Linked DNA regions of Mus musculus: region 2 is linked to region 1. A link is a contact called in ENCODE Hi-C or POLR2A ChIA-PET data. All regions are on one chromosome and are shown on one strand. The core of a region is the stretch at or near the end of the contact, and the rest is flanking DNA. Distances in the headings are between cores, read along the strand shown.

Region 1 (5,161 bases), core at 221-2,720:
TTGTCTGTCAGTCGGGGCAGCTGCTTCCTACCTGGTCATTATAGAAGCAATAAGAAAAAGGTATCAGACCACAAACATTATTCTGGCAACAGCCAGATCACCTCCCTGCCAACTCTGTCCCATTCATACGAGACATCTGGAGGGCTGTCCTTCCTAGACTGGAGAGAGGCACCTGCTTTATCTAAAGAGTTGGAAGGATTTTGGTCCCTGGGTTAGGCCACTGATTTACAGTCAGTAGAAATTCTCCTTCATAAATCTCTCTTCAATTTGACATTCCCCCTCCCCTTTTTTCCCTTCACAGCGATGGCTTGGAGCCTCACCAACTTACAGCTAACTCTGGATCATGTCTGTCTGTACCTAATATATAGAATGGCGTCTTGTCTCTGCTAAATCTCCAGCCTCAAGGTTTCTTCCTGAGGCCAGCTCTTAACAGCCTGCCCCACACTCTAGAGCCCACCTTTTATTTACACCAAACCAATTAGGAGTTTGCTATCTTAGGCATAATTCCCTAGGGTTTGATCAGATACATTCATTTCAGGAAAATTTTTATCAGAAAGGAACATCTTTTTTTAAAATCAGGTATATATAGTGGCTATTCCTGATTGTCAACTTGACTATATCTGGAATGAACTACAATCCAGAATTGGAAGGTTCACCTGTGATCCTAATCTGGAGACTGGGAGATACAAGTTTCTGACCTGGATCTTGGCATGGAGATCTTGAGGCCTAGTGACTATGAATTCCAGAAGATTAAGACAGGGAGACCTCTGAGTTTAAGGTCATCTGGGACAAAGCAAGTCCCAGATCCAGGCACACACTTTTAATCTGAGCCACACCTTCTGATGGAGACCTACATAAGGACATTGGAAGAAGGAAGATTAGCTCTTCTTTGCCCTGCTTGCCTTGTGGGACTGAGCTAGATCCTTGGACTGACATTCACAGCTGCTGTTGACCATTGTTGGGGAGTTGGACTACAGACTGTAAGTCATCTACAAATTCCCTCACTATATAGAGACTACCCATAAGTTCTGTGACTAGAGAACCCTGACTAATACAAGATAACTCAGATTTTGAATCAACCTCTCACAGTCTAGGGAAAACAAAGTTAAATTACTGTAGGTTGCCAGAGGATGAGGGGTCTGTATAGAGGGAAGAGGATAATGAACTTGCATATTTACAAACAGCCCCATGGGGGCTGAAGACAGGGGTGGCTAAGAGAACTTTTGCTCTGGGTTCCCAGAGGATGCGACGCTCTCTTCTGCCTTTGAGTGTCCCCATCTCACAGCGTGCCACTAGCTCTAACTCTCTGGGAACTAAGCTAACAGGTAGCATCCCGCCGTTGTAGCCACAACCAAGGCTCTCCCTAGAGTACCGACGTATTCCTTAAAGCCCAGGTCACTGCTCATGTAATGCCCCTTCCCGGCCGCCGTCCAGTTCCATAAACACAGGGCTCCTTCCCCACCCCTCCTCTTTAGCCTTGCGGGGCGGTCTGCGCAGGCGCACTGGGTCGTACCGAAGCCCCGCCCCCCGAGCCCGGGTAACGGCGTGCGGAGTTTGAGCTTGGCGAGCAGCTGGACAACGAGCGAGTAAGTCGGGGCTTCGCGACGGCGGCTGGCGAGGGTCAAGTTTCCTTGGGAGGAGAGCGGTGAGGGAGGGGTCTGAGAGCGATTAGAACGCGGCGAGCGGGCAGATGACGCGGTGGCTGGGAACGCGGCGAGCACCGGGAAACTTGTGTCCAGTGAGGGGCTTGTGCTGGGCGTGCTGAACCTAGATTTCCAGATCGCCGGTTCCCAGCTCGGACACTGTTAGCGAGGCTAGAGCCAGAGTTCTAGGGAAAATAAACAAGCCACCATCAAAAACTGGGAGAGATCAGGAACAAACTTTGTCTAGGGATGGGGAGCGGACGGGGCCCATCACGGGGACAAGACAGGACAAGCGACTGTGTTGTAGCCCGAGGCCCTGAGCCCGCACTCGCCTCGCCCAGGGGATTAAAGTCCAACGGGATTTCTGTGTGGGCGTTTTAAAGTTTTTCGTGATTCATTCACCACTTACTTATTTAACCTTCAATGAAGTATCAAGGCAAATGCTATTTTTATGATAGAGGTACGAACCTGGACAGAGAAATCCGGCGATGGCTTCCAAAACAGAATCAAGAGTTGGGGGTACAGAGGCTGGGGATGTAGCTCAGTGGGAGAACCTTTAAGCCACGAGGAAAGCAGGAAAGCGAGGAAAGCAGGAAAGCGTCATCATCCAAGATCTGAAAGTAAGAGAGAGAGGCTGGTGTGTTTTAGTCACTTAAGATGCCTTTACTACTCTGAAAGTGCCCAGGAAGAGGAGTGGGTTGGCAGTAGAGGCAGACATGAGGGAATTCAAAGCGCTGCATTTAGTCAGCAGAATCCACAGGACTGGAAGAAATGGGCTGTAAGAGAAAAGTGCACGTGAGGCTGGGATGTCAGGGTGAGACTCATTAGAGGAGGACCGCCCCAGGGAGCAGGAGGAGTGTTCTAGATTGAAAACCAGGAAAGAACTTGCTGTGTAAATACAAACTTGAGTGTCACCAGCCAAACAAGTCACAGAACAGTTAAATCTGTAGAAAGGAAAACAAGGGGCCCAGTTAGCATTGTCTAGTTATTACTAGTATAGTGTTTTTGTTCATGAATATGCATGGACACCCAAACACTGGTGTGTGTGTGTGTGTGTGTGTATGTATGTGTGTGTGTGAGATGCAGATGTGCTGTCAGTGTTTGTATGTGAGGGTGCCCTGAGCATCAGGTGTCTTCCCTGATCAGTGCACTTCCTCTCTGCACCTCTGGGATTATAGCCTGCTCACTATCTGCCCAGGATTTATGTGCATAATTGGGGGTCTGAGCTCTTTACCTGCTAGCCCCCTCCTTCGCCCTCTACCTTATTTTTTTTGTTTTTAAAGACAGGGCCTTACTGAACCTGGAGCTCACTCGCATTCACTAACCAGCAAGCTGCAAATGTCCAGCTGTCATGATCTCCCCAGCACTGCAAGTTCAAAGCTAGCCTAGCCTGAGCGCCAGGCCAGCCAGGGCTGTATCTCCAACAGCATTTGAGCTAACAAGTTTCATTACTTCTTTTCCTGGTCAGGATCTTGCTCTGTCACCCAGGCTGGCCTCCAACTCAGCAATCCTCCACTCTCAGCCTCCCAAGCACTGGTCTCACAGGCAGGCATGACCACACCCAGCTGAATAGTTGACTAATTAAGCTCTCTGCTTTGAAGGCTATGGGGCATGATGTTGGCTTCAATCCCACTACTGTGTTCCATCTTTTATGGGTGCCGAGGATAGACTTCTCATGTTTGTGTGGCTAGCACCTTACCCACAGAGCCATTGCTTCAGCTGATACAGAGACTTGCTGTGTAGCCCAGGCTAGCCTCAAACTCATGGTTCTCCTGCCTCCACCTCCTGAGTACTGGGATTACAGCCCTGCACCACTATGCCCATCTGTAGTGATTATTTTTAATGTGTTCTCTTTCTCTGGGTTGCCAGTTCCCAGCCGTTTAACAGTCTTGTCAGCCAAGCAGAAGCCCATGGACAGACATCTGTGGAGAGATGGGACTAGTGGAGGTCCAGTTGCTCTAATGTTGGAGCCATGGGTTATTTTGGCCCTGTTCCTGGGTTTCCATACAACCTCTAACAGGCCTCCCACTGCTTGTGGAGTGGGAACAAACAGAACAAGTTCCTAGCCTAGCACTCAGCTATGGGTTCATGGGTTAGGCTTGGTCCCCAGTGTAGTGATTTTGGGTAGTGGTGGGACCCTTAAGAGGTGAGGCCTGTGGGATGTCCCTAGATCACTGAGGAAGCTGCCCTTGGAAGCTATTGAGGTCGCTCTTTTGAGGCCTAGTTACTTCTTGGAGGAGTGAGTTGTTATGAGTGAGCCTGAGTCACACACACTGTTTGGTTCCTTCCTGCTCATGTGCCCACCATTAAAGACCCTCAGCCAGGGAGTCCTCAACAAAGCCAGCTCCAAGCCCCTCCACCTTCAAAGCAGAGAGCTTAATTAGTCAACTATTCAGCTGGGTGTGGTCATGCCTGCCTGTGAGACCAGTGCTTGGGAGGCTGAGAGTGGAGGATTGCTGAGTTGGAGGCCAGCCTGAGTGACAAAGCAAGATCCTGACCAGGAAAAGAAGTAATAAAACTTGTTAGCTCAACTGCTGTTGGAGACAGTACCTTGCTGTACAGCCCTGGCTGGCCTGGCACTCAAAATGGAGCTCAGGCTAGCTTTGAACTTGCAGAAATGTTCCTACTTCTGCTGGGATCATAGACAACATACCATCATGCCCAAATAAGAAACCTCCTTATATAGTTACCCAGATTCAGGTCTTTCACCATGGGAACAGGAAACTGACTGCAAAAAGCTCTGAACATGCTGAGAAACCCAGCTGATTTTTCTCATTTAGTCCACTGTCCTTACTTACAGGGGAAGTGAAGGGTACAGACTCAAACCAGGTCTGTCTGAATCCAGTGTCGTGTTCTTTCCTATGACTGCTGTCTCCCCGTCCTCACCCACAGGGCGCTTGTCCAGACTGCCTTGAGATCACATGGTCTTTCTGTCAAAGCGTTGTGCTGAGGCTGGCAGACTTGGGTGAATTATCCAAACCCAGCGCATTCATGAGGAGGAGACAGGCTGAAAGGGATGGAGGTTATCTATCATGGTCTAACTCTCTTCCTGAAGACGACTGAGTTGGGCAGCCATGTTTGTTTCTTAGGATTAAATGGCAGCAGGGTAGAATAAAAACAGTGAGCAGACCTTTCCAGATGTTTTATCCAGATCATCTGAACCCTGAGCCTGCCGCAAAGTGAATATGTAGCAGAATGAGTTGCTGGACCTCTCAGTGTCTCTGGCCACCATTGAAACAGCTCCTTTACCTTGGGCTGGGCATTGGGTTTTAGGCATTTCTACTTTGATAACATGTTTTCCCTCCCCTTAACCCCTCCCTCCCTCCCTGTCCCTTCCCTTCTCTTCCCTTCCCCCCCCTCTCTCTCTCTTTCTTTCTTTCTTTCTTTCTTTCTCTTTATCAGGGCTTCTATGTGCAGCGTAGGTTGTCCTGGGACTCACTATGTAGGCCAGGCTAGCCTTAAACTCATAGAGATCTGTTCGCCTCAGCCTCTCAAGTGCTGGATGTATACCACCACTC
Region 2 (4,565 bases), core at 610-3,109, 100 kb before region 1:
TTCCGAAAGTCAGGAGTTCAAATCCCAGCAACCACATGGTGGCTCACAACCATCCGTAACAAGATCTGACTCCCTCTTCTGGAGTGTCTGAAGACAGCTACAGTGTACTTACATATAATCAATAAATAAATCTTTTAAAAAAAATTACATTTAGGGCTGGCGAGATGGCTCAGCAGGTAAGAGCACTGACTGCTCTTCCAGAGGTCCTGAGTTCAAATCCCAGCAAACACATGGTGGCTCACAACCATCCGTAATAAGATCTGACACCCTCTTCTGGTGTGTCTGAAGACAGCTACAGTGTACTTATGTATAATAATAAATAAATCTTTTTTAAAAAATTACATTTAAGCCGAATAGTGGTAGCACGTTCCTTTAATCCCAGAACTTGGGAGGCAGAGGCAGGCAGATTTCTGAGTTCGAGGCCAGCCTGGTCTACAGAGTGAGTTCTAGGACAGCCAGGGCTACACAGAGAAACCCTGTCTTGAAAAACAAAAACAAAAAAACCCCAAAACAACAAAAAAAATTACATTTAAAGTGTGTGTGTGTGAGAGAGAGAGAGAGGGAGAGGGAGAGGGAGAGGGAGAGGGAGAGGGAGAGGGAGAGGGAGAGGGAGAGGGAGAGGGAGAGGGAGAGGGAGAGGGAGAGAGAGATTGATTAGAGGGCAGTTTGGAGGAATTATTTTCTCCTTTCACCAACATGGGTTCATTGGACCCAACAACTTAGGTCGTCAGTTTTGGCAGCCAGTGCTTCTACCCACTGACTCATCTCTCCTTATCCTATTTTCTTTGTCTTAAACCAGGTCACCAGGCAGTGATCTGCTGGAGCGAGTGGGAGCCACACCTTGCAAGTAGCATGCAGATGTCAGTCACAGTCTAGTTTGCCTTGGCAGCGATCTCAAATGCCTGCTGTTGTTCCACTGCAAGTTACTTATTACATCATTTCACTTTTTAAGGACTTTTGGTTTGGGCAACAAATTATAGCCACCTTAGTTACAAGTAGCAAACTTCATGGCATCCTAATTTGGCACACTCAACTTATTTTTGTTACAAGATAGCCTCCTAGAAGAGAAAGTGGGGAGAGTCAGCACCACCCTGCTTCCGAGGTTTGTCGGAGCCAGTGAATTCAGTTCTACTTGCGGGGAAAATGAGGGCAATATTCTATTTGATAGGGGATACAGTTTGCCAAATAAATAACTACATTTGTTTGTGTGGATTAGCTGTGGTCCCCTGAAACCCTCGTCCCCTAACAGGGCCCTCTGCTGTTCTGCTTATCACCTCGCCCTCCACCTCACCTATATATTCAGTATGAGGAGTACAGCTGGTGCCTTTAGGAACTATTTTTTGACATCTATCTGTAAATGAAATATTTTTCGCCATTTTCTTCGAATAAGCAATAGCATTGATGGTCCTTTACGTCTCATTTACATAAAGCACATATTTGTTAATTGTAATAAAAATATTAGTTGACTAGTCTGGCTCCCAGGACCTAAATATTGAATGGACTGAGGGCTAGGGGTAATGTGTAGTGACTTGGCTAAAGTCAATTGTAAAAGGAAGGGGACACGTGTCAAGTGTCAACTCTGGCCTAGGGCCTAGAATTTTTCCCTGGACACTGGGCTTGCATCATTTCCAGCTAGCGAAAATTTTGAGAGCTTGTGCACATAGTGACTGGTTTTCCACTTGGAGCAACCTCGAAGAAATGCTGGAGGTATCCCACTCAGCAAACTGGAGGGCCAGGAAGAGCCACATCTCAGCTACCTGCTCCCCCTCGGTAAAGACTACAGTTCCCATAAGGCGTCGGGGCACGCACAGTCCCTGCCACGCGGCTTGCACCTCCGCGTCAGTCCACTAGGGGCGATGTAGAGAGTCCTCCGCCGCCCCGTAGAAATCGACACGGCTCCGGGACCGCTTGCTTCCTGTTTGTCGGACGAGGAGACATGGCGGCAGCGCCCGCAGCGGCTGGAGCTGGGGCCAGCCGGGGGAGGCGGTTGGCAGCTACCGCGGCGGCGTGGGGCGGCTGGGGAGGTCGACCGCGGCCGGGTAACATCCTGCTGCAGCTGCGGCAGGGCCAGCTCACCGGCCGAGGCCTGGTCCGGGCGGTGCAGGTACGAGGCCGGCCCGGAGGGGCGGGGCGGGGCGGGCCAGGCTGGAGCTGGCCAGGGGCCGGGGAAGAGGCCTTTCCAGGCCGCTGCGGACCGTCCAGATCCCCCTTGGCTGGCCGCGGCGCTGTCCTGTGTGCGGTCCGGACGCTGTCAGCCGCGTTGGGACGGAGGGCAGTGGCCAGCTTGGAGGCCTGCGGGTCTGGGCCGAGTGGAGTCGAGCTGCCTGGGGTATTGATGGCGCGTCTAAGCCCTGGGCCGAGTTTCTAGATCCTCATTTCCCTGCGCCACGTCTGCGTGTCTGGAGGACCTTGGCGAGTTGGCTTCATCTTCTACTGGTCTCGTGTTTGCCCCTTGTGAGCAGGACGGGGTCCTCTTCACTGCAGCGCCCCCCCGCCCCCAAACGGTTCCCAAGCTTATGATAAATGTCATCTTCCCAGAGGCCTCAACGTTCCTCCTCCTTTTCTAAAGTAGGCCCCCCGGTTGTTATTCTATCAGATCACCCAATTCGTTTTCTGATGCTCTATTTTCTTTGCCTGTAATTGCATATTTCTTTGTTGTCTGCCCTTTCACGCCTGTATCTCACATTAGGCTGAGCTCCAACGGGTGCAGAAGACTCTTTTACTAGCGTAGGGATACATGCTTTGGGGGAAGAACTTTAGTTCAAAGCCCTATTCTCTTTCTCCCTCGGGCAAGTTACCTTTCAGGGCCGTTGTTTACTCATTTAATTCACCCTTTAAGGCTATTGTCAAATTCAGAGGAGATAGATGTGTCAAGTGTTAGTGTATTTCAGGTGCATATAAGGGCTGAAGGGTAATCAGTTATTGTTCTGTTTAGTGTCTAGCTTATTAAGTGTAATGATTGATGTCCTATACATGTGGTGGTGTAGGGTGTGTGTCTGTGTGTTGCGGGGGAGGGGGGTGTATAGGGCACAACCTTAGAATAAATAGATGAGGATAGGTGACTCCTCTCACTTTTTCTTCTTTCTCCCAGGTGATCCCAGAACTTACTTTGAAAACATTAGCTTAATTTCAAGATAGCTTTGTATATAGTTTTGAGGACTACATAAGGAACCAAACAGTGTTGATGGGAGAGGGACGGGCAGGAATTAGGTGAGTGGATGAGAGAATGGGTGTGAGATTTTTCTATACACCGCTACATATTTAAAGTTAATTTTGATCCATTTGAATATTACTGAAAGAACTGAACAGATCAAGGTGAAATGGTCGCAGGTGAAGGGGCGGCTGAATTTCCCTATAGAAACTGTAGATGAGCAGTCTTTTCTTCATTGCATTCCTCTGCATTTGCCTTAAGAAGAGGTGAGAAATACTTGCTCTGTCCTTGAAGCCAGAATACCTCACTGAGCGAGTGTGTCAGGACAGGCAGAGAGAGGAATGGCTAACCTTTAATGATCACATAGTTTTGGATCAGTCAATGTGCATGCAGGCTGTTGACTTTTTTTGAAAGTGAGTTTACTTTTGAGACAGGCTCTCCCTGTGTAGATTTGACTGGCCTTGAAACTCATATAGATGAGGCTGGCCTTGAACTTGTGGACGTCCTCCTACCACTGCCCTCTTAGTGCTGGGACTACAGGTGCCTTCTACCAAACCCAGAAATCTTCAATAGCTTGAGCCATATGTTGAATTCATCTCTCTCTCTCTCTTTCTCTCTTGCTCTCTTTTGGTTTTTTGAGGCAGGATTTTTCTCTGTAGACCAGGCTGGTCTCGAACTCATAAATCCACGTGCCTCTGCTTCCCAAGTGCTGGGATCAAAGGTGTGCGCTACCACTGCGCGGCCTTGAGTTCCAACTTTTAACACAGATAAGGAAACGGAGGTTTAGAAAGGTTGGGCGGTATGATTCCTAACATCCCTCCAGGTGATCACGAAGAACAGTGAACCCGAGACGTTCTTTAACACGCTGAAGGAGGCAATTTAGGAGAAGAATTTGCTTTCAAAGCTGAAATGTAGGAATGCTAGGGAACTAGATTAAAAGGTTACTAAAATATTCTTGGAGCCTGTTTTGGCTGCTCATTGTGGTTACCATTATTATTACTCTGTCAATCCCCAAAGTTTGTTTTGATTGCTTACCTTCTTAGCCTATTATTATAAATAATAATGATAATAATAATAAATAATAATTGCATATTTCTTTGGTAGTTTTATAAAGGTGTGGGAGCTATTTCAGATGTTGGATTAGAGCGCCCGTCTCCCAAATAGTAGTGATAATGATGCAGGGACCTTCACATCTTATAGTTAGTTCCCTTTCTTAGTAGAGTTCTTCAGGGTTTTTCCTTGCTCTGCACTCCCTCTCCCGATATGCAGAATAAATTACTTGCTCACCCATATCTCCATAGTACAGTACGCATACTGGTTATGGCATATGGCAGAGTAGGAAAGTGCCAAGTTTTAAAAAAACTTTAGAGGGGGCGGTGGAGGGGAGAAAATCAGATTTATTAAGTGCACTGCA

Evidence for each region. A loop is a pair of places that touch in the nucleus more often than their neighbours do. ChIA-PET counts read pairs that join two places held with the same protein, here RNA polymerase II (POLR2A).
Region 2: a loop to region 1 is called in a map of left cerebral cortex, with 6 times the contacts of the local background. The contact joins the promoter of Trpc4ap here to the promoter of Gss in region 1. A Hi-C loop is called at or near these places in 1 of 37 maps with a recorded cell type or tissue (left cerebral cortex). POLR2A ChIA-PET finds 5 or more read pairs at or near these places in 1 of 5 experiments (embryonic stem cell).

The regions. Positions count from the first base shown.
Region 1 is chr2:155,589,119-155,594,279 of GRCm38, reverse strand. Gss (glutathione synthetase) reads left to right here and starts at 1,470. Exons shown (of 13, transcript NM_008180.2): 1 at 1,470-1,586. Gssos2 (a long non-coding RNA gene) reads right to left here. Exons shown (of 5, transcript XR_001783522.2): 4 at 2,112-2,257; 5 at 1-1,828.
Region 2 is chr2:155,689,678-155,694,242 of GRCm38, reverse strand. It overlaps Trpc4ap (transient receptor potential cation channel, subfamily C, member 4 associated protein), which reads left to right and starts at 1,859. Exons shown (of 19, transcript NM_001163452.1): 1 at 1,859-2,104. The coding sequence starts at 1,937.